Regions from separate parts of the Homo sapiens genome. Here region 1 is linked to region 2. A link is an interaction called in ENCODE POLR2A ChIA-PET data of the cell type or tissue named here. Cell type or tissue: MCF 10A. All regions are shown on one strand. Links, peaks and the distances in the headings refer to the core of each region. The heading gives the core; the rest is flanking DNA.

The links. ChIA-PET counts read pairs that join two places held together with the same protein. Peaks named below come from ENCODE experiments on the same cell type or tissue, not always from the same donor. Only the 100,000 strongest peaks of a DNase experiment are listed, where the experiment ranks them.
Region 1: POLR2A ChIA-PET joins it to region 2 with 17 read pairs; 17 of 35 experiments call an interaction of 5 or more read pairs at or near these places.

Annotation. Positions count from the first base shown.
Region 1 is chr10:89,347,552-89,358,832 of GRCh38, reverse strand. It overlaps a transcript of LIPA not described here. Among named protein-coding and RNA genes, the nearest start is that of IFIT1B, 25 kb to the left of the region's middle. RefSeq lists an enhancer at 7,101-7,200. In MCF 10A, for the core only: no CTCF peak of the experiment used is centred there; DNase peaks (open chromatin) are centred at 3,172 and 6,492.
Region 2 is chr10:89,295,868-89,306,723 of GRCh38, reverse strand. IFIT2 (interferon induced protein with tetratricopeptide repeats 2) reads right to left here and starts at 4,678. Exons shown (of 2, transcript NM_001547.5): 1 at 4,596-4,678; 2 at 1-762. The coding sequence starts at 4,600. It overlaps LOC105378419 (a long non-coding RNA gene), which reads left to right and starts at 4,821. Exons shown (of 3, transcript NR_188200.1): 1 at 4,821-5,438. It also overlaps a transcript of LIPA not described here. RefSeq lists an enhancer at 4,651-4,970. In MCF 10A, for the core only: no CTCF peak of the experiment used is centred there; a DNase peak (open chromatin) is centred at 4,603.

The DNA.
Region 1 (11,281 bases), core at 1,683-9,682, 50 kb before region 2:
TTAATGACATTTTTGTGCCCATTAACAAACCCCTCTTTATCTTCCCTCCCCTCTACCCTTCCCAGCCTTTGGTAACCAACATTCCACTCTCTATGTCCATGAGATCCACTTTGTTCTTAGTTCCCGCATATGATTGAGAATGTGCAATATTTGTCTTTCTGTGCCTAGCTTATTTCACTTAACATAATGACCTCCAGTTCTATCCATGTTGTTGCAAATGACAGGATTTCATTCTTTTTTATAGTTGAATAATATTCCACTGTGTCTATAAGCTACATTTTCTTTATTCATCCACTGATGGACACTTAGTTTGTTTTTATATCTTGGCTATTGTGAATGGTGCTCCAATGAACATGAGAATACAGATATCGCTTTGATAACTTGATGTCAATTTTTAAAAATATATATCCAGCAGTGGATCACATAATAAATCCATTTTCAGTTTTGGGGGGAAACGTCATACTGTTTTCCATAGTGGCTGTACTAATTTACATTCCCACCAACAGTATATAAGGTTCCCCATTCTCTGCATCCTCATCAGCATTCATTATTTTTGTTTTTTTGATAGTAGCCATTCTAACCAGGATGAGATGCTATCTCACTGTGGTTTTGATTCTGCAGGGCATTTAATGGCCTTCCTGGGACTGTGGCTCAGGCGGCCAGATTATCTTCTCACCACATGGAGGAACTAATAGAAAGTGGTCTCTGTCCTTCCTGCAGACCTCTTCGCAGCAGGCAGTTACAGGTATTTAAATGGTGGAAGATGCATCTGAGAATAGGGTCCTCTTTTTTTTTCTCAGTTATCCTTCTCCTGACACTATATCAGATGAAAAGATTCTAGCAAGTCAGTCAGTATAATGTTGAGAAGAAAATACTTTCTGCAACTTACCAGCACAAAACCAAACAGGAAAAGAGGAATGTGTACCTTTTGAATAAGATATACCTTAATTTTGGTTAGGTTTTATATTTCCTAACATCTGTTGAAAAGATAAATCTTATTTTAATGGTTATCATCACAACAAAACCCCAAGCATTGATGCTTTCAAATAAAAATTGAACATAGCTACCTTTAAAATTCTTTTATTTTACTACCTACCTTTGAGTGATCCATCTTAGCCTGAATAGATTAAAACTCACTCCTCCCATCATCCTGTCTCATTCAGCTCCTCTCAAACCTCAGGTCAGTTTTGTCTGGTTTGCAATTCTATGAACATCGCTTGTGATGTTTTCATTCGGTTAGAATTATGACACAAATGCAATGACTTTTACTGTTAACACAACTTTATTTTCTTTCTGGGTCTGTGTCTGTTAACTTAGTAAGAAAGCATAATAGAAGAGTTAGAAAGTTTGCCTTTCTTAGGAGGAGTCTGCAGGGAAATTTGCATTCTAGAAAAATACAGGAATTTAAAAATATGCTAGAAACAAAAGTCCAGGAGCACCAAGAGGTTGACCTCATAGTTTCTTGAGAGACACAGTTGCTACATAGTGCTTGGTTCCAGCTGAGAGGCTCCTCAGGTTTGTCCTGTGTCCTTTGGTGCTTCTTAGGCAAGTGAGGGGTTTAGATTCAGGGAGGATTTCCTGGTGATCTTGTTTCCCATGTAAATAGCACTGCTATGGTATAATACGAAATATCTCCTTAGCCTTTGTCCCTGGTTCCTGTCACAGAGCTTCTAAATTCCTTGGAATTTCCAACAGTGATAGGAAGCATGTTTTCTTATTCATAACAGACCCCTTTCAACCATGCCTGAGTTTATGTTAATGAAGTCACACTACTGGGGGCCCCTAGATAGTTCATTATGTGGGCTGGTTGCCAAAAAGACCAAGGCATGATTAGAGGGTTGGAACTTTCAGCCCCATCCCCCAACCTCTGGGGAGGGAAGAAGAGCTAGAAAGTGAGTTCAGTCACCAGTGGCCAATGATTCAATCAGTCATCAAAATCTTACCTATATATTGTGAACCTCCATAAAAACCCCTCAAGCAGCAATCCCCAACCTTTTTGGCACCAGGGACTGGTTTTGTGGAAGTCAGTTTTTCCACAGACTGGGCAGGGATGGTTTCAGGATGATTCAAGCACATTACATTTATTGTGCACTTTATTTCTATTATTATTACATTGTAATATAAACGAAATAATTATACAACTCACTATAATGTAGAATCAGTGGGAGCCCTGAGCTTGTTTTCCTGCAACTAGACGGTCCCATCTGGGGGTGATGGGAGACAGTGGCAGATCAGCAGGCATTAGATTCTCATAAGGAATGCGCAACCTAGGTTCATCGGATGCAGAGTTCACAATAGGGTTCGTGCTCTTTTGAGAATCTAATGCCTCTGTTGATCTGACAGGAGGCGGAACTCAGACAGTAATGTGAGTGATGGGGAATGGCTGTTAATACAGAGGAAGCTTTGATTGCTCGCCTGCTGCTCACCTCCTGCTGTATAGCCCAGTTCCTAACAGGCCTCGGACTACTACCAGTCTGTAGCCCAGGGATTGGGGACACCTGCTTTAAAGGATGGGGTTCTGAGAGGTTTTGAGTTGGTGAACACATTGAGGTGCTGGAAGAGTAGCATCCCAAGCAAAAACATGGAAGCTCCATGCCCACCCTTCCTCCCCCTACTCACCCCATACCTTGCCCTATGCAACTCTTCCATTTGGTTGTTCCTTAGTTGTGTTACAGGAAAGGGGTCCCAATACAGACTCAAAAAGGGGGTTCTTGGAGCTCACACAAGAAAGAAATCAGGGCAAGTCCACAGAGTAAAGTGAAAGCAAGTTTATTAAGAAAGTAAAGGAATAAAAGAAAGCCTACTCCATAGGCAGAGCAGCAGCATGGGCTTTTCAACTGTGTATACTTAAAGTTATTTCTTGATTATATGCTACACAGGGGATGGATTATTCATGAGTATTCTGGGAAAAAGGCAAGCAATTCACAGAATTGAGGATTCCTCCCACTTTTAGACCATATAGGTTAACTTCTGAATGTTGCCATGGCAAAATGCCATGGCGCTGATGGGAGTGTCTTTTAGCATGCTAATGCTAAATTATAATGCTAAATTTAGCATTATAATTAGCATATAATGAGCAGTGAGGATGACCAGAGGTCATTTTCATCACCATCTTGGTTTTGGCTGGCTTCTTTACCGCATCCTGTTTCATCAGCTGGGCCTTTTTGACCTGTATCTTGTCCTGACCTCCTATGTCATCCTATGACTAAGAATGCCTAAGCTCTTGGGAGTGCAGCCCAGTAGGTCTCAGCCTTATTTCACCCAGCCCCTATTCAAGATGGAGTTTCTCTGGTTCAAATGTCTCTAATAGTTGTATCCTTTATAATTTCAACTGAAGAATAACAAACTTCATAAATTTTGAAAGGAGAGCTTTATTTCTCATAAGGGGATTGCAGCCTTCAGGCTGAAACCATCTTTGCAAAAATTGTATCAGTGAGAAAATTATGACAGGGAATGAGATCTGAGCTAACTCACCAACCCCCATCTTGCCTTTCCCATAATTATTTCTGGGCTATTGGGTTGAGCTAACTTTGGAAGACATTAGATTATAGTTTAAATGGTAATAGGCTGTCCCCCAAACTCAACCACTTTTGTAAAGCTAATGAGAGTCCCTTAGGCTGTGGGGAGGAGCGGAGACTGAATCCTACTAGGGGGCAGACATAAAAGTTTGATAGCCGTTATTCCTGAGGTTAAACAATTCACAACTTCCCCAATTACTCCTGCAAATAACAACACTATTGTAGGACCCTAAAATTGGCCTTTTGACACATCTTTTCAGGTTTTTTGCATGTCTGATACCCATGGCTCCACCTGGACCCACCTGAATCCACCAATCCTCCTCCTGTGGCCCCATCCAGAAGCAATTCAGCATGCAGGAGGACAGCTTCAACTGTCTATGATTTTGTCTTTGCCCAACCAGTCAGCAGCAAGCCTAGCCACCTCCACACTTTGAAAACCTTCTAACATACACCGGGCATGGTGGTGCACACCTGTAATCCCAGCACTTTGGGAGGCCGAGGCAGGTGGATCACAAGGTCAGGAGTTCAAGACCAGCCTGGCCAAGACGGTGAAACCCCATGTCTACTAAAAATACAAAAATTAGCAGGGCGTGGTGGTGGGTGCCTGTAATTCCAGCTACTCGGGAGGCTGAAGCAGTAGAATTGCTTGAACCTGAGAGGCAGAGGTTGCATTGAGCCGAGATTGCACCACTGCACTCCAACTTGGGCGACACAGTCAGCCTCTGTCTCAGAAAAAACAAAAACAAGAACAAAACTTCTAACTTATGAGCTTTGAAGGAGAACGACTTGAATACGAACTCCATCTCCTACATGGCATGACTAGTCTTGTGTCTGTCAATGAAAAGAGTCAAACTCTAAAATATTTGAAGAGATTTATTCTGAGCCAAATATGAGTGACCAATGGCCCATGACATTGCCCTTAGGAGATCCTGAGGACATGTGCCCAAGGTAGGGCACAGCTTGGTTTTATACATTTTAGGAAGACAGGAGACATCAATCAGTACATGTAAGATGTACGTTGATTTGGTTCAGAAAGGTGGCACAACTCAAAGTGGGAGCTTCCAGGTGATAGGCGGATAAGAGACAAAAGGTTGCATTCTTTTGGATCTTTGATCAGCCTTTCACTGAATACACAATTTATATATGGTGGTGGGGTAGAGGAATAGTCATTTGGTTAGCAGCAGCAAATCCATACAGTTCTGCAGCAACCTTAATTCTTGCCTCCTTAGAAGAAAGAAATCGACTGAGGGGAAAAGGCAAAGAGAGAGATTGAGGCAAGTTTCAGAGCAGGAGAGAAAGTTTATTAAAAAGTTTTAGAGCAGGAATAAGGGGAAGTGAAGTACTTGAATGCACTTTATATTCTTTTTTTTTTTTGAGACGGAGTCTCATTCTGTCACCCAGGCTAGAGTGCAGTGGCGTGATCTCGGCTCACTGCAAGCTCTGCCTCCCTGGTTCACAACATTCTCCTGCCTCAGCCTCCCCAGCAGCTGGGACTACAGGTGCACGCTGCCACACCCAGCTAATTTTTTTGTATTTTTAGTAGAGACGGGTTTTCACCATGTTAGCCAGGATGGTCTCGATCTTCTGACCTCGTGATCTGCCAGGCTCGGCCTCCCAGTGTGCTTTATATTCTTGACCTTGAAAGAGGGCCAAGTGGGTAACTTAAGAGATTCAAGTGCATGGTTTAACCTTTGACTTGGGGTTTGCAAGTTGGCATGCTTCTGGGGTCTTTCGTTACTTCCTTCACAATTTGCCCACAAGGAAATTCTGGGGTCTTTTGTTATTTCATTTAACCTTTGACTTGGGGTTTGCAAGTTGGCATGCTTCTGGGGTCTTTCGTTATTTCTCCCCTGTTTCTTCCCTTGGGTTGGGCTGTCTACATGTGCAGGGATCTGCCAGCACTTGGGAGGGGCTGGGGCTGCATGCTCAGTGTGTTTACTGAAATTGTGCACATGCTCACTTGAGGCATTGTTTCCCTACCAGTCAAGTGTTCTAGAAGAAGTTCATATACCAGTTAAACTCTGCCATTTTGCCTCTTAGTGCACATGCTTGAGCCCACTTGTCCAACTCCTGAGATCTTACTTGGAAGGTGCTGATTACCAATTTCAGGTATTTCTATTGGGAGATGGCCCTTCCCTGGCATTGGCTTCAACCAATTATCATTTTAGGGACGGTTTAACAACTGCCTGACCATCACCTGATGGTTGCCTGGTAGGAGAGGAGGCCCTCTCCTGCCCTGTTCATGTCTAACTACCTACTCTAACAATTTATGCCTTAGTCTGTCTCAGTGAATCGGCAGTTTTACATGAACGATAGGGCAGAGGAAGCAACCAGATAGGCATTTGTCTCAGGCGAGTAGAGTTATGACTTTCTGTCCTGTACTGGTGAAGACAAGCTATCAGTTTATGTTGCTAGGGTAAAATTCAACAGAACTGTTTTTAGGGTAAAGATATTGAGGCCCACAAGGAATTTCCTTATGGACAAATTGTGAAGGAAGTATGTAGCTTTTTTTTTTTTTTTTTTTTTATCTTTGTAGTTATCTCATTTAGGAATAAAATGGGAGCAGGTTTGCCTGATGCAGTTCCCAGCTTGACTTTTCCCTTTGGCTTAGTGACTTGGGGGTCCCAAGATTTATTTTCCTTCCATGTGTCTATTAAAATTTTCTGTACCACAATGGCATGGTCTTTGTGCAGTGGGCAGGAAAAAACCCTTGGGCAGTTACAAAGCTAGCCATTCTGACAGGCTGGAAAGCATAGCCTCCAACCAGAAGCCACAGGCACTTTGTGGGAGGGAAGACTAAGACAAAAATTGTTGCTGAATGAGGTGTCCAAATACACATATTCGATAAGCTATAGGAGGAGTCATGAATATTCATGAAAGGGAAAATATGCACATGTGCAATTGAGCCTCGTGCCTTTCCATGAATCATATGTACAAAAAATGGTGGTGTTAGCGTGATCCATGGGTGGAGTTTTTGGCCTTCTTGTGTCAAAAGGTGAGGTAGAGGACATGAAAACCCGCACTGCCCTTCCTCTGTGATTGGGCCAAAACTGGACTGGAGATAGAGGTCAATTTTTAGAAAGGGTTGCCTTGTGAAACTGGCGAGCTGTCACATTGAAACTGCAAAGAGGGAGGGGGAGTCGAGCAGTGGCTTCAGATGATTGGCTAAAGGCAATAAAGGAATGTGTCCTCTATTTCTTGTTTTCCAGAGCTGGTTTCTGCTTACTCCTTAGGAAAGAATTCTGGTTAAAGATTAATAAGGAAGGGGTGTGTCTGACTTTACATTCCATCGTGGCCGGGCACTCAGTTTTTAAGGTTTCCCTGGGGTCCCCGTGGCCAAGAGGGGGTATATTATGTTCAGTTGCTTGTGGGGCTTAGGATTTTATTTTTATTTCTCAGACGTTGTCTCCAGATGGAGACACACTGAGTTTGAAAAATCAATTTTTAGTTGCTAGAGAGCCCTTGTGATGTCAGATGTCTGAATCTTTAAGGCTGATGATGTTCCAGGGTGATGCGCGTATTTTTTGAGTGGGTCAATTAAGACTCTAAGCCTGACAAAATAAAAAGGGCCTGGGAAAGCATTTCTTGTCCCTTGGACTTGGACCATGGCTCTCTGACTCTAAAGTATCTTGGTTTTGTTGCTGCAGGAAGAAAAGAAGCTGTCTCCTTTGAAATCCAGAATTCACATATTCTAATTGCCTGTTCTGACTCTAAACTGAAACCTGTGGCTGCCTGTTGTTAGGTGGTTTCAGCCTTAGTTTGTGTTGTGCTGAACTGAAAGCAGACATAGGCTCTGTGGACAGAACTCAGATTCTGGGATCCTTGCAAATCACTGCTCTGTGGAGCCCTAATTTATAAAATCGTCATGGATACTTTTTGGGCTTTTCTGGACTATTTGGATTTTTCTCTGATTAGGCCATCTGAAATCCAGTTGCTGATTACATATTTATGATTGTAGGAGAGGAAAAAAACCATTCTGTGCATTAAAGATTTTTATTGAGACAGGGTTTCTGCTCTGTTGCCCAGGCTGGAGTGCAGTGGCATGATTACAGCTGACTGTAGCCTCAACCTCCTGGGCTCAAGCCGTCTTCCTACCTCAGCCTCCTGAGTAGCTGGGACTACAGGCATGTGCCACCACACCTCGCTAATTTTTGTATTTTTTATAGAGACATGGTTTTGTCATGCTGCCCAGGCTGATCTCAAACTCCTGGGCTCAAGTGATCCGCCCACTTCAGCCTCCCAAAGTTCTGGGATTACAGGCGTGAGCCACTGCGCCTGGCTCAGCAAACATTATTTCCTCTTCCCGTCTTAGGTTCATAGGCTGGGGCCCTACTGAAACAGAAATTAAAAGAAATGAAAGAGTGTGTAAGCAAAAACTCAGTTGTATGTAAGAAAACCCAACTCCCCCTGAGAAAGAGAAAGAACTGGAGTCCTTTAAAAAATTAACTGCCTGTTTTTCTGTGGCTAGTAAGCCTTATCTCTCCTCCCTTCCCAGGCATTGTGAAGACTCTGTTTCCCTAGCTATGCAACTGCAAGTTCACTAGACAGATAAACTCAAGTCGCAAAACATGCTTTTCCTTAAAAAGTAAGAAATGATGTAATGCATGTCTCAATTGAATAACTGCCTTTGTTTCTCTCTTCTGTAGTATCCTTCCCCCTGCACAGATCTCCCCCCAACCCCCTGCAAGAAATGCTTAAAAGGTAACTTCAGGCCAGGCACGGTGGCTCACACCTATAATCCCAGCAATTTGGGAGGCTGAGGTGGGCGGATCACGAGGTCTGGAGTTCGAGACCATCCTGGGCAACATGGTGAAACCCCTTCTCTACTAAAAATACAAAAAATGAGCTGGACCTGGTGGCATGCGCCTGTAGTCTCAGCTACTCGGGAGGCTGAGGCAGGAGAATCGCTTGAACCTGGGAGGCGGAGCTTGCAGTGAGCCGAGATTGCGCCATTGCCCTCCAGCCTGGCCACAGAGCAAGACTCCGTCTTAAAAAAAAAGGTAACTTCACTCTTTGTTCAGGGCTCAGTCCTTTAGATGTTAATCTGACTGGGCCGGTGCACCTAAATAATTAATAAATATCATATCCTCCTGAACCCCATCAGTCTCTTCACACCAGAGAACTCAGTGATGAGCAAGTGAAAGAAGTGGCTAGAACTTCAGACTTATTGAGCATCTTAACAAAATAACAATACATTTGTAGAGAAGTGGCCAGACAAAAAAGAAGGAACTTTGAACTTTGAGGGGTGTCAAATTGTGCAAAGACAAATATTTGGGGAAACTAATGGTAGATGAGGGCTAGTTACTAAGATTTGTTTGTGTAGACTTTGTCCAGTGATAAGGTTGTTATCCCGTTTCTTGAATGGAAGTAGGGGTTGGGGATACCATCACAAGAGACGTTTATATTCTGCTTTCAGGCAGACAGAAGTAGGGCAGACAACTCATCCTGCGTCTGCTTTTTTTCAATTCCCTTTAACTCAAAATAATTCTTATGTCAAAATGGCATGTTTTGGGGTGGCATAGTCTGAGCCCCTTCATGATACAGAGGCTAATTGCATTACTGATTTATAATCCCTGTTGAAAGCTGTAAGTTGGAGGAGGACACATCACAGGGAGTGTAACCCCTCCAACCACTCCTGACAGACTGGACTCTCCCCATCTTGAGACTATCTCATTGCTGTTGACTTGCTCTTTTCAACTTTCCCAATTAGTTTCAATCTGTGAAAATGATCTGACAGCCTGAATCTACATCCCTCACTTTTGTCCTAACACACACACACACCTTAGTAAGGTAGGGGGAGGACACATTTTCCCTATATCTTTTGAGGGCTTGATAATTGAATCTATGAAATAAACTGAAAACTGGCAGATTAACAGAACAAAAGGTATACAAACTTATTACGTGCATGGGGCATCATATGAAAGGAAAGTTAACGCCCCAAACCCAGTGAGATCAAGAAGCTTATATACCCTCTTTTTAAAGGAGAGGGGAGGGGAGATGTAGGCAACTTACTTAGGGGGAGTAAATTGTTTTGATGAAAAATGAATGGGCCCTCAGAAGAATATGTGACAGCCTGTGACGAAGTCTGTCTGGACACGGGGTCAACCTCCAGTGTTCTCTCCAGTGAACCAAGTTTAATCTTCCTGGTTGATAAGATTCCCTGGGAAGGGATTCATGACATCTGAGTTCCTTTTGGAGGGTCTATCTTTATGCAGATAAAGGGAGCTCAGAGAAAATCCTGTCTTGCATTTGCTATTTCTCAAGTGCCTTCATTTTGAAGTCCAAAGTGATATATTTTGGAGTGGCATTTCCTGACCTTAGAAGTTTGATTATTAAATGCAATTGACCCCAGAAAAGGATTACTAATTTCTAGGCTCAGTGTATAATTTGGATGAAAGAGGTGGGAGTTTATGTTAGCCAATTTTGAAAGTTTTTGAAAATTCAGGATTTCATTCTGGACATAAGATGGAGCAGGGACTCCTTCTTAGTGGCCTGCCAGGACCCCCACGCAGGCATGGAAATAAAGGAAAATCTCAAGTTCCTTCAAGGGAAATTCCAGGCACTACCGGGCCCTGAGAAGTAAGTTTGCAAGCTGATAAGCAAGAAGGTAATAATAGCTTACAACAACAGCCAAGGAAGTTAGAGTCAGGTGATGTTTGGTTCTCTATAGAAACCAAAAATAGGGTCTTAAGCGTGAGCTGCGGGATTCTCCTTGCATGGCAACCCGCAAACAAATGCCCTCCTTTCTCTTGTTGCAAAACCCCACTGTGGGTGTTTGGCTTTACTGGGCTGGGCAAGTGGACCCCAGTTTTGTTCAGTAGCAGACAATGTGAGCATGATACCTCTTTATGCTTAAATTGCATGAAAATGTTTTTTTGGTGAAAGTCCTTTTGTCCTTTTTGTATACACTTTTTCCAGTTGAAAGATCTGCGTGAGAATGGGATATAACTGAACAAAAATATATGATTGCTGAATAGGACTCTCTGACTTTGTCGCAATGGAAAAAAATAGAAACTCAGCCCCCAGGGAGGCATAAAGGAGAGGAAGTCATTAACAATCTTTTTGTTTTTCAGAACTGTTCCTGGAAGATTTCCCTTCTGTCTGACGGAAATCTTCCCACGCTGTCTTTCCAAACTCCTACTTAATGCTTTGAATTCAGATTGCTGAGCCTCTGAGCACAACAGACAGCACTGGGGTTGGAGGTGGGGATCCACTCTGGAACTTTCCATCCAGAAAACCTCAGATGTCTTCCTCACTCCTGTGTTTGGAACTGATAGCTTGAAGGCAGTTCCTCTGAAAGCAAGGACTTCAGTGTATTTTTTGGACTGGGATGGAAACCTTACGGTGGTAGGCCTCACCATGGAAGGCCACATGGTGGGGGTTGTAAACCTGTACTGCCTAAGGCATGTCCCGCTTGGGCTGCCATGCATGTCCTCTGGGATTGTGCTTTGTGTCTGTGTGTACCTGACTGTCATGACACTGTCTCAGCCCAGGAAGGTGATCAGGTCCACTTTACTTTCCTGGCCTCAGCTGTGATGTGCCACCAGGTTAAAAGTTTAATATAGACATGTACGGAGGAAGCTCTCTGGACTTCTAAGATAGACCTTTATAATTAATCAGATTTGTTTAAGCTGGCTAAATTCAGGATCCTTAAAAGAGGATAAATACTGAATGTATTGGAAAAAACTGAGATCAATACTGACAGAGATCCTAGAAATAATAATTTTACTATAAAGTTGCCTTGCTAAGGACTAAGGGGATGG
Region 2 (10,856 bases), core at 1-8,000:
AACTTGGCTGCACTGCGAAGAACATCTGTTACACCTGGGGCTTTCTCCAAGGCTTCTTCAACTAACTTCTCTCCTTCACCTTCCTCTTCACCTTCTTCACGCATCTTATGAAGCTTCAGAGCCAGGAGGACTTTAAGGTACTGGTTGTCAGGATTCAGCCGAATGGCTTGCCTCAGAGGGTCAATGGCGTTCTGAGATGGTGGCCAGTTGTCCAGACGGTAGCTTGCTATTGCCAGTCCAGAGGTGAATTCTGGGTTCTTTGGCTTCTTTTCCAGAGCCTTCTCAAAGCACACCTTCGCTCTTTCATTTTGGTTTCCTCCACACTTTAACCGTGTCCACCCTTCCTCACAGTCAAGCTCTGGACTCTCAATTCTATAGGGACTGGAAAACTTCTCACAGACATGTTTCACCTTGTCTACATAAATCTGAACGTCTGAGAGTCGGCCCATGTGATAGTAGACCCAGGCATAGTTTCCCCAGGTGACCAGACTTCTGATTTCTGCCTGGTCAGCATGCTCTTGCTGGATTAACTCTTCAGCTTTACGTAAGCATTCCAGGGCTGCCTCGTTTTGCCCTTTGAGGTGCTTTAGATAGGCCAGTAGGTTGCACATTGTGGCTTTGAATTCACGATTCTGAAACTCAGTCCGGTAAAATACTTTGTCTTCAAAATCATCCAAGGAGTTTTCTCCCTCCATCAAGTTCCAGGTGAAATGGCATTTTAGTTGCCGTAGGCTGCTCTCCAAGGAATTCTTATTGTTCTCACTGTAGGGAAAAACACAAAGATGGACTTTGAGACACAGATTTATATGTCAAGAAATGGGAGCATGGCAAATAAAATGCTCCTCCTCCTAAAGGCTGTTAACACAAATCAAAGAAACTCCCCTTCTTTTCTTTCTATAATATGTTTTTCCTTATTGTTAATTCCTGCATGTGGTAGCAGGAGTTTAGGGACTGTGGGCAGCAGAAGAATTAGGGCGAGGGCAGTGGGTTGTTCTCTGAGTCTGTGGCTAGGTTTTCATGAATAAGACAGTTTTTGTTAAACAGCTCTGCCCTCTCTGCTTTCGAGGGTCTCTGTGGAGGCTTGGTTTTATTTATGTAGTTTTAAAGAAGTAAGTCTTTTTCATTGCTGTTTCTGTTCTTCATTCTTCCCTAGCTTTACTTTTGTACTTTGAAAATTTCAGCTTTATAATTTTTTATTCTTTTAATGTTTTGCCATGGTGATTTTAATTTCTCATCCCTCCGAAATGCAGCTTCATTTTATCTTTGATATTCTTAATTCCTTAGTTCTCCTTCATTTGCCTTTAAAGAAATCTTTATCACTTTCGATTTTCTGTCTATTTCAGCTTTTAATATATCCTTCATTTATTTTGTCTATTCAAACTTTCTGAGCTTTTATCAGATTGGTTTTATTTTGTATTGGTTTATTACTTTAACATGCTACATTCTCATTTTTTTCTGTGAATTTTTCCATTTTAACCATTTGAATCTTATTTTCAACCATTCTTAATTTTTACTCATTTTATCTGCTTTTGTATTATTCTCTCATTTAATTTCAAGTATTATTTATGTTAGCAATGTCTTAAACATTTATTTTGGAATAAAATGTAATTTTTTTTCCTCCCCTCCCCCCCATACCTCTATTTCTTAAACTGGTGATTTCTGTTCTTAACACATCTCATTGAGTTGCTCTATTAATAATTTTGTACTTTATTGTTTTAATTTTTTTTTTGAAATTTTATTTTTCTCTTCTGGGTTTTGCTTTTATAATAAGGGGCAAGAAGTGCAGCTACAGGGAAGGCTCACAAGGCCACTAGCTCCTTTTCTTATAGAAAGAGCTCTTTTTTCTTTAGGGTACCCTTATGACTCTCCTGGAAAGATTTTCCATTCCCTTTAGTGTTGGTCCTCAAAATAAATAAATAAACCAAAATCAACCAAACCAAAAAACAAAACAAAACAACAACAAAAAAACCCCTAAAAAACCCAGAGAACAGACAAATGAGCAAAAGCCTGTATTTCGAATTACTTTGGAGATAAATAGTATTCTATGCCCCAAATTATTTCTCAACACTGTCTGTGTATTGGAGTCTCTGTAATGTTGCCTTTTCTTATTTAAATTTTTTTTTCGTGGTATCTATACAGCAACCCTTGTATCAGGAGCTGTATTTCTAAATAGTATGGCTTCTTATACAACCAATAGATATCTGGAATGTCATGCAATGTGGCAGGATCACTTATGAAACATATGTCTAGATAGAAGATTATGTGACCCCTCTTTCTAACTGCCCCTCTCTCTCCCACTTTTTATACCACTGCTTCCCACTCCCATTTTGATTGGGAATCTTCCTGTAACCTCACTAAGAATAAAAACAGATCTGTTTGGACATGAGCTTTTCAACGGGAATGCATCTGCCATTAGGATGCCTGATAACCAAGCCAAGCACTCTCCGGGGCTCCCGCACCTGGGGTTAGTTACATCAAGGGACTTAGACAACCTGGCTCTTTGCTAAGACCTATTTGGAGCTTTGAATGGAAGGCGGGTCCTTCCTATAAACTCCTGCCTATTTTCCATCCTATTTTTGTTTGTTTGTTTGTTTATTCTGCCTGGGATAGTTAAGTCTCCATTTGTTCCAAGAAACAGAGGTGAGCAGGAACTGATTTAAAGTTACTAGAGTGCTTCACAGGACCATGGGTAGGACTGTAGTGACCCCAGGAGGATCAGAACAGGACACTGGGGAGCTTGGAGGGCTCAGACCCTGTGTTTTCTCCATGTGCATCTCAGTCACACTCTCTACTGCATTCATTACAGAATATGGTGAGTCCTACAGAATATGACCACTCTCAGACCCCAAGCATGTGCAGCACGCATCCTAACACCTGAAGACTCACTATAGCTTCCTTGCTCCCTCTCAATTCTATTTCCAACTTCCAGTTGAGTTTGGGAGCTCATTCCCTTAACACATAAACTCCTTAGCTCCTTTCTCATTTTACAAAAGAAACAGAGAGAGTAAATAGAATTGAGGTTATCTCCACCATATAAAACATAAAGTCTATTGTGCATTTGCAGGATAGAGATATTTAATATACACACTTAGGTAAAAGCCCTTTGAGCAGCCATTTAAAAGGCATCCAACTTCACTGCTTGATTTTGGGTTTTTATTTCCACTGGTAAGTTAGAGAAGCTGATGCCAGACACTTGCTTCCTGGGCTCTGGCTTGTGAGGACCTATTCTCCCGATTCCTATAGAAGTTCCAGTTGTATACACAACAACAACAATTTCTTCCTTTGCCTCTTATCTGGATGAAAGCCACAGTGACATTATCAACCAGGCTCAGAACTAATGCTACCACCGCAGTCTCAGAATCACTGAGGAGCCTTTTAGAAACACACATCCTCAGACTCTAACCCAGACCCACTTAATGAGAATCTCTGGGGAGTCAACCCTAGGACTCTGTCCTTAATAAGCTGTCCAGGCAATTTTTATGCATGCTCAATTTTGAGAACCACTGTCTTAGGGCACAAGGGCAATGCCCAGTGAAAGTCACAATAGATAAAGAATTAAGGAAAGAAAGGACAGATGGGTCTGTATTGTAATGGGAAAAATTCTAAGATAAGACCATGCTAAAATTCTAAGAAATAAGAAAAGGGTTCTATAGATTCTGGGTGACTACAAAAAAAAGAAATCTGTAAATATCTCAAATCTTTTTTTTTTTTTTTGAAATCAGGCAGAACATTTAGACTAGCAGGAAATAATATCGTTTCAAGAAGAGAAATCAGGAACCTCACAGACAGAGGGCAAGGTGTCTCATAGGAAGTAAGCACAGGGGTTGGTAACACGGGATTCCAGAGCTCCCAGGATGAGGGTTAGGCAACCAGGTCCGGCCACCCCACCTTCAAACTGGAGAAAATATTTCCCTTCCTATTCAATGAGCTAACACTTCCTCTCCAGGGCAGTCTCATGTTTTGGGGATAGAAGGGAATGTTAGAGGTGAGAACAGAACTATTTTCTCCAAGCACTCCATCTCTAATTCATACTCAGGAGGCATTTTGGGGTGAAAATATTTAAGTTTACCAGCCCTTGTGCAAATCTGAGATGAAGAACTACATTAAAAGTAAAATTCACCTTTGCAGGAAGTGGGGTTTGCTATTCTGTGTATATCTTTAACAGTATCTGCTGAAAAGAACCCTTTTGTTAAATAATTGTATTACAAGTCCCCAACTTAATCCTTTCAAATATGAAATAAGACAGGGTCAGTGCACAAGAGCAATGCCCCCAGACCCATCTTTAAGTGAAGCACCAGGCCGATGAAACATCATCCCTCTCTGCTGCCTTCTTTCTCTGATTGCAACTCAACTCCCCAGGCGTGCAGTTCTGGAGATGAATTTAGGAAGCTTGCCAGTGTGAAGCAGAAAATTGTTCAGGAGGGAACAAACCACCATTGGTAAGACAGATTTACAACCAACAGAGGTAGAGGCATAGTAAGGCTATAAACAAACACTAAAATGGAGCTGGCCCTCTTTGGGAACATAGCTTCTCAGGATTTGCATTGGACAAGATGACTCAACAGCACTACCGAATACGAAGGGAAAATATTTACCTCATGGTTGCAGTGCAATTCTCAGCTGTTCGGCAGGGCTCGGTTCAGGCAGCTGCACTCTTCAGAAATCTTCCTCTTCTGCCACCAATAAATGCTGAAGAGACCTATATATACAAGTGGCCTCTGGTTCCTTTTTGTTTGTTTCCCTTCAGCTGACGTTACAAAAGGGAAAGTGAAACTAGAAAGTGAAATTGGCAGGACTCTTTTTCTTTTTTTCTTTTTATTATACTTTAGAGGACTCTTTTTCCTCCGGAGCTGAGTTGTGATCAGAGAAAGAAGGCAGCAGAGAGGGATGTTTCATCGGCCTGGTGCTTCACTTAAAGATGGGTCTGGGGACATTGCTCTTGTGCACTGTCCCTCTCTTATTTCATATTCGAAAAGATTAAGTTGGGGACTTGTAATACAATTATTTAACAAAAGGGTTCTTTTCAGCAGATACTGTTAAAGATATACACAGAATAGCAAACCCCACTTCCTGCTAAGGTGAATTTTACTTTTAATGTAGTCCTTCATCTCAGATTTGCACAAGGGCTGGTAAACTTAGATATTTTCACCCCAAAATGCTCTTGAGTAAGAGCCAAGCCCAGCTGCGTAGTGAGTTAGAAGAACTTCCTCTTTGTGGAATGTACTGATGGCATCAAGGGAGCACAACTCCTAGGAGGACACATTTACAAAGCTCCCTGCCTTGTGATTACCATATTAACCCATCTTTGCTCTGCCTTATACCAATATGATCCACAGGCCACTGTAAGGAGCAGTTATTTAGCCTCGACAGGGCAGGGGATTTTAGTCTGAATCATTGCTGAATCTCCAGTCCCTGCAAAACAACCTGCACATTGCATGGTATGGCAAGCATTCCAAAAGTAGTTGTTGACTAAATGAATACATGATTAGAAGCATGGGCAGTGATGTCTGTCTATCTGGATTTGAAATCAGCTTCCACCTTTATGCTATGAAACTCTGGGGAAAATTATTGAATGTCTCTGCTTCGGTTTTGTAAATTGGGAATAATACAACTACTGGTTTATTGTGGTGTTGGGAGGATGAAATGAGAGAATACGTGAAATGTCCTTAGAATAATGCCTGGCAGTAATAAGTAAATGCTAGTTTCTATTATAATTATTAACTAAAATCGTTAACCAAAGTGATCAGAGGGGAAACTCTTTTTTTCAGGCTGGAGTGCAGTGGAAAGATCCTGGCTTACTGCAACCTCCACCTCCCTGGTTCAAGTGATTCGCCTCAGCCTCTCGAGTAGCTGGGATTACAGGCACGCACCACCACGCCCGGCTAATTTTTGTATTTTTAGTAGAGATGGGGTTCCACCATGTTGGCCAGGCTGGTCTCGAACTCCTGATCTCAGGTGATCTGCCCGCCTTGGCCTGCCAAAGTTCTGGGATTACAGGCGTGAGCCACCACGCCCGGCCAGGGGAAATTTCAATGTTGGCTTTTTCCAGAACTTTATCTCCTCTGACATTCAACAATCCATCACAATTACTGACCTAAGCCAAACAATTCCTAACATCTCCTTATGTTCTTGGCTTCCCCAAGCCCCACAATATTTTCCCCCTTTTTATTGATGTATAATAATTTACATATTTATGAGTTGCATGTGAGTGTTTGTTACGTGCAAAGAATGTTTAATGATCAAGTCAGGGTAATTGGGGTATGTATCACCTTCAGTGTTTATCATTTTTATGTGTTGGTATCATTTAAAGTCCTCTCTTCTAGTTACTTTAAAATATACATAATATTGTTGCTAAGTATAGTCACCCTAGTCGGCTATCAAACATTAGAACTTATTTTTTTTATTTAACGGCATGTTTGTACCCATAACCTAACTCTCATCTTCCCACCACCCCCCTTCCCAGTCTCTGGTATCTATTATTCTATTCTCAATGTCCATGAGATAAAGTTTTTTAGCTCCCACATTTCAGTAAGAACATGCAGTATTTGTCATTCTGTGCCTGGCTTATTGCATTTAACATAATGGTCTCCAGTTCCAACTACATTGCTGCAAATTACATGATTTCATTCCTCTTTAATGGCTGAATAATATCCCATTGTGTATATATACAATATTTTCTTTATCCATTTGTTCACTGATGAGCACCTATGTTGATTTCATATCTTTGCTATTATGAATAGTGGTGTGATGAACATGTGAGTGCAGGTATCCTTTTGATTTACTGATTTATTTTCCTTTGGATAGACATCCAGTAGTGTGATTGCTGGGTCTTATGAAAATTCTATTTTTAGTTTTTTGAGAGCTTTCCATACTGTTTTCCATAATGACTGTACTAATTTACATTCCTACCAACAGTGTATAAGAGTTCCCTTTCCCCTGCATCCTTGCCAGCATTTGTTATTTTTTTTTTTAATAATAGCCATACTAACTGGGGTGAGATGATATCTCATTGTGATTTTTATTTGCATTTCCTTGGGGTTGAGTGATGTTGAGTATTTTTTCATATGCCTGTTGGTCACATATACCAGAGCTCCTTTATAGGTGATGAGATGCTTTTCCTTTGCTGTCTTTAAAATTTTCTTTTTGTCACTGACTTTAGATAGTTTGACTATAATGCGCCATGGAGAAGAACGTTTTTCACTGTATCTGATTGGGGATTGCTGGGCCTCCTGTATCTGGATGTCTAAATCTCTTACTAGACTTGGGAAGTTCTCATCTATTATTTCATTACATAGGTTTTCAAACCCTTTCAGTTTCCCTTCGCCTTTGGAGATACTGATAATTCATATATTTGGTCACCTTATGGTGTCCCATAGATCGTGAAGACTTTGTTCATACTTTTTAATTCTTTTTTTTTCTTTATTTTCGTCTTATTGGATTATTTCAAAAGACCTGTCTTCAAGTTCTGATGTTTTCTCTTCTGCTTGGTCTAGTCTACTGTTGAAGCTTCTTGTATATTTTGTATTTCATTCAAGGAATTCTTCAGTTCCAGAATTTCAGTTTGGTTATTTTTATGATACCTATTTCTTTGGCAAATTTCTCATTCATATCCTGAATTGTTTCTCCGATTTCTGTGTATTGTTTGAATTGTATTGGATTTGGAAATCTCTTGTATCTTGCTGAGCTTCTTTAGTATTTTTTATATATACATATATATTATTTTTTTATTTTTTATTTTTTTGAGATGGAGTCTCACTCTGTTGCCTAGGCTGGAGTGCAGTGGTGCGATCTCTGCTCACTGCAACCTCTGCCTCCCTGGTTCAAGTGATTCTCCTTCCTCAGCCTCTCGAGCTGGGATTACAGGCATGTACCACCGTGCCTGGCTAATTTTTGTATTTTTAGTAGAGATGGGTTTTCACTATGTTGGCCAGGCTGGTCTGGAACTCCTGACCTCAGGTGATCCACCCTCCTTGTCCTCCCTAAGTGCTGGGATTACAGGTGTGAGGCACTGTGCTTAGTATAATTTTGAATAGTTTTTCCTGGATTTCTTTTTGATTGGGATCTGTTGCTGGGGAATTGTATTCCTTTGAAGGTATCATATTTCCTTGCTTTTACATGCTTCCTGTGTCCTTTCACTGATATCTGAGCATCTAATATAATAGTCACTTCTTTCAATTTTTGAATTTGCTTTTGTAGGGGAGGACTTTTTCCTGAAGATATATCAACAATATTGGTTGAGTAAGGCACTTCAACTTTGATTCTGAGTGTGCATGGTAGTGTAGCCTCTGTACAATTTATTTGGCTGTGATCAGTGATATATATGATTTCCTTGATGGTTTAGGGTGGGGTTTATTCTTGGAGGCTATCGTGACATTTTACTGGGAACAGGGTTGCCATGTGGGCCAGTCTTCAGGCCCCAGTGGTGGCAGCAGTGGGTTGAGGATGTCTGATCTTCGGCCCCAGAACAACATACACTGGCACTGGTGTTAGTGGGACCAGGTAGGCTAATTCCTGGGCCCCCAGATAGCTTGCTCAGATGCTGATAGTGGCAGCAGTGGGCCAGGTGGGTGAGTGGGTTCTCAAGTCCCTGGGCAGCTGATGTGATCTGGGCAATGGCAGTAGCCAACGGTGGGACAAACCCTTGGGTTCTGATAAGTGTACACTGATGTTGGCAGTGGCTGTGGTGCAGGGTTGCCACCTATACCACAGACACACAGCTCTCAGGCTCTTTCATTCTCTGTAATAGCAACCCCGCAGCACTGTGCAGAGAGAGGAGAGACGCTGTTCTTTAGGTGTGAGCCTAGGCACAGAGGCCATGCGTCCAGTGGGGGTGCAGTCACCACTCACAGCACCAGACAGGCGGCCATCTGGCTTCCCTGCCCCAGCCTCTGGTAGTAGCATCAGTGGCTGTGCCTGCAGCAGTGTGTAGAGGACAAGAAGGGGCTCTGCTCTCTACATGTAAGCCCAAGCACACAGCCTGCTTCACTAGTGGGAGAGTATCTCACTATCCACTTGTGAGGCCGAGTACAGAGTTTGTGGTGCTGCTAAGGGTAGGGTCACTTCTCACAGCCCCAAACAGGAGGCTCTGGAAAGGACATGTTTTAGTTTCCTTTGTATCAGGGGCTGTCTTTTTGGCACATTGCACCATTCTTTCCCTGGGGAGTAGTACTCCCTGTGGGCTGGGGTGCTGCGGACACTGTATTACCTTTGGGTCTAGCCAGTGCTGTGTCACTGTAGCCCACTGGGTGGATACTGGGAAATATCACTGGGGGCTCCTGGGATATGGAGATATGGGAGCTGCGGTTCCCAGGATAGGATGTAATTCCATGACTATAGTCTCACAATGGTGCCGCTTAGGTCTTGGGGGAGCTGAGAGACCCAGCGTGAGTTCCCTGTCTCATGAAATACCCTTGTGGGGTCTCCAAATCACCACCCATACTGGTGTCAGAGTTTGTATGGGTAGAGAAACTCTCTCATGTTTCAGATTGCAGCAGTTTGCAGGAGGGATGTGGACTGCTGAAGTTCTCTCATTTGACCTTTCCCTGAAATGCCAAGGCCCTCTGTTATCCTGGCCAATCTCAGCCAAGCTGGCCACTTGATACCTTCTTCTTCTGCGCCTTGGGTGTTTCCCATGACTTCTCTGTTGAATTCTAGTGTTGTCTCCTAGATGTTCTATTCGAGGTATAATTATCTATTCATAATTTTGGTTCTTCTTTCTAGAGAGGGTGGGTGTCTGATGTCTCTAGTCAGCCATCCTGAACCAGAATCCCCACCATATTTTAAATCCCTGCTTGTTGCCCTGGTATTTGACATCCCCAAATCACAATGTACAGCCATAGTGTTTTGTAATGATAGAAGAAATGTATTTTCCTTATTCATACCCTTAGTCACAAAGGGGGTAATCATGTATATAGGCCCAAAAGAAAATAATAGTACCTCAAAGATTGAGGTCAGAAAATTACACAAAGCACAGATAGAACACATTCTCCAGCAAAACTGAGGTTGTTAAGGTAGGTTATTCAGTCTTGGGAAAAGTTATTTACCATAATTTTTTTTCTGCCTAGGGCAGGGAGGAAAAAGAAACTATCCTTCCTAAAAAGTCTCCACCCTTTGATTAGGATGCACAGCTAAGCCTGTCCCAGTTGGAAACCCTTACTTTTGTGTCTTACGCAAGAGTTTCAAGTTCCTTTTCTGTTTACAAGTTCTTCTTCTTCTTCTTTTTTTTTTTTTTTTTGAGACAGTCTCGCTCTGTTGCCAAAGCTAGACTACAGTGGTGAGATCTTGGCTCTCTGCAACCTCTGCCTACCGGGTTCAAGCAGTTCTCGTGCCTCACCCTCCCAAGTAGCTGGCTACTTGGCCCAGCTACCAGGCCCAGCTGATTTTTGTATTTTTAGTAGAGATGGGGTATTGCCATGTTGGCCAGTCTGGTCATGAACTTCTGGCCTTAAGGGATCTGCCCGCCTTGGGAAGCACTCCCAAAGTGCTAGGATTACAGGCATGAGCCACAGTGCCTGGCTTCTATTTACAAGTTCTATTAGGTACTTACAGAAATGTATGTTAGGTTTTTAAGAAATGCTGAAATAGGAAAGTGGAAATGCTGTGGGTTTGGTTTGATTTATTTTTTGAACTCAGTATTCAAGAAAACTATTGGATAGGAATTTTAAAATCTTGTGAATAAAGGTACTGGTTGGGGAGAAGCATAGAGAAAGGTTTTGCCATGGTCACTGTGCTTTGAAATGGTTGAGATACTGATTTACACTTCAGAAATTTGTATGGCTAGTGCCTGTATATAATGTTACCACAGCAGGTATGCATCAGCTGATTTAGTAGCTGGGTTAGTGTGAGACTATGCATGC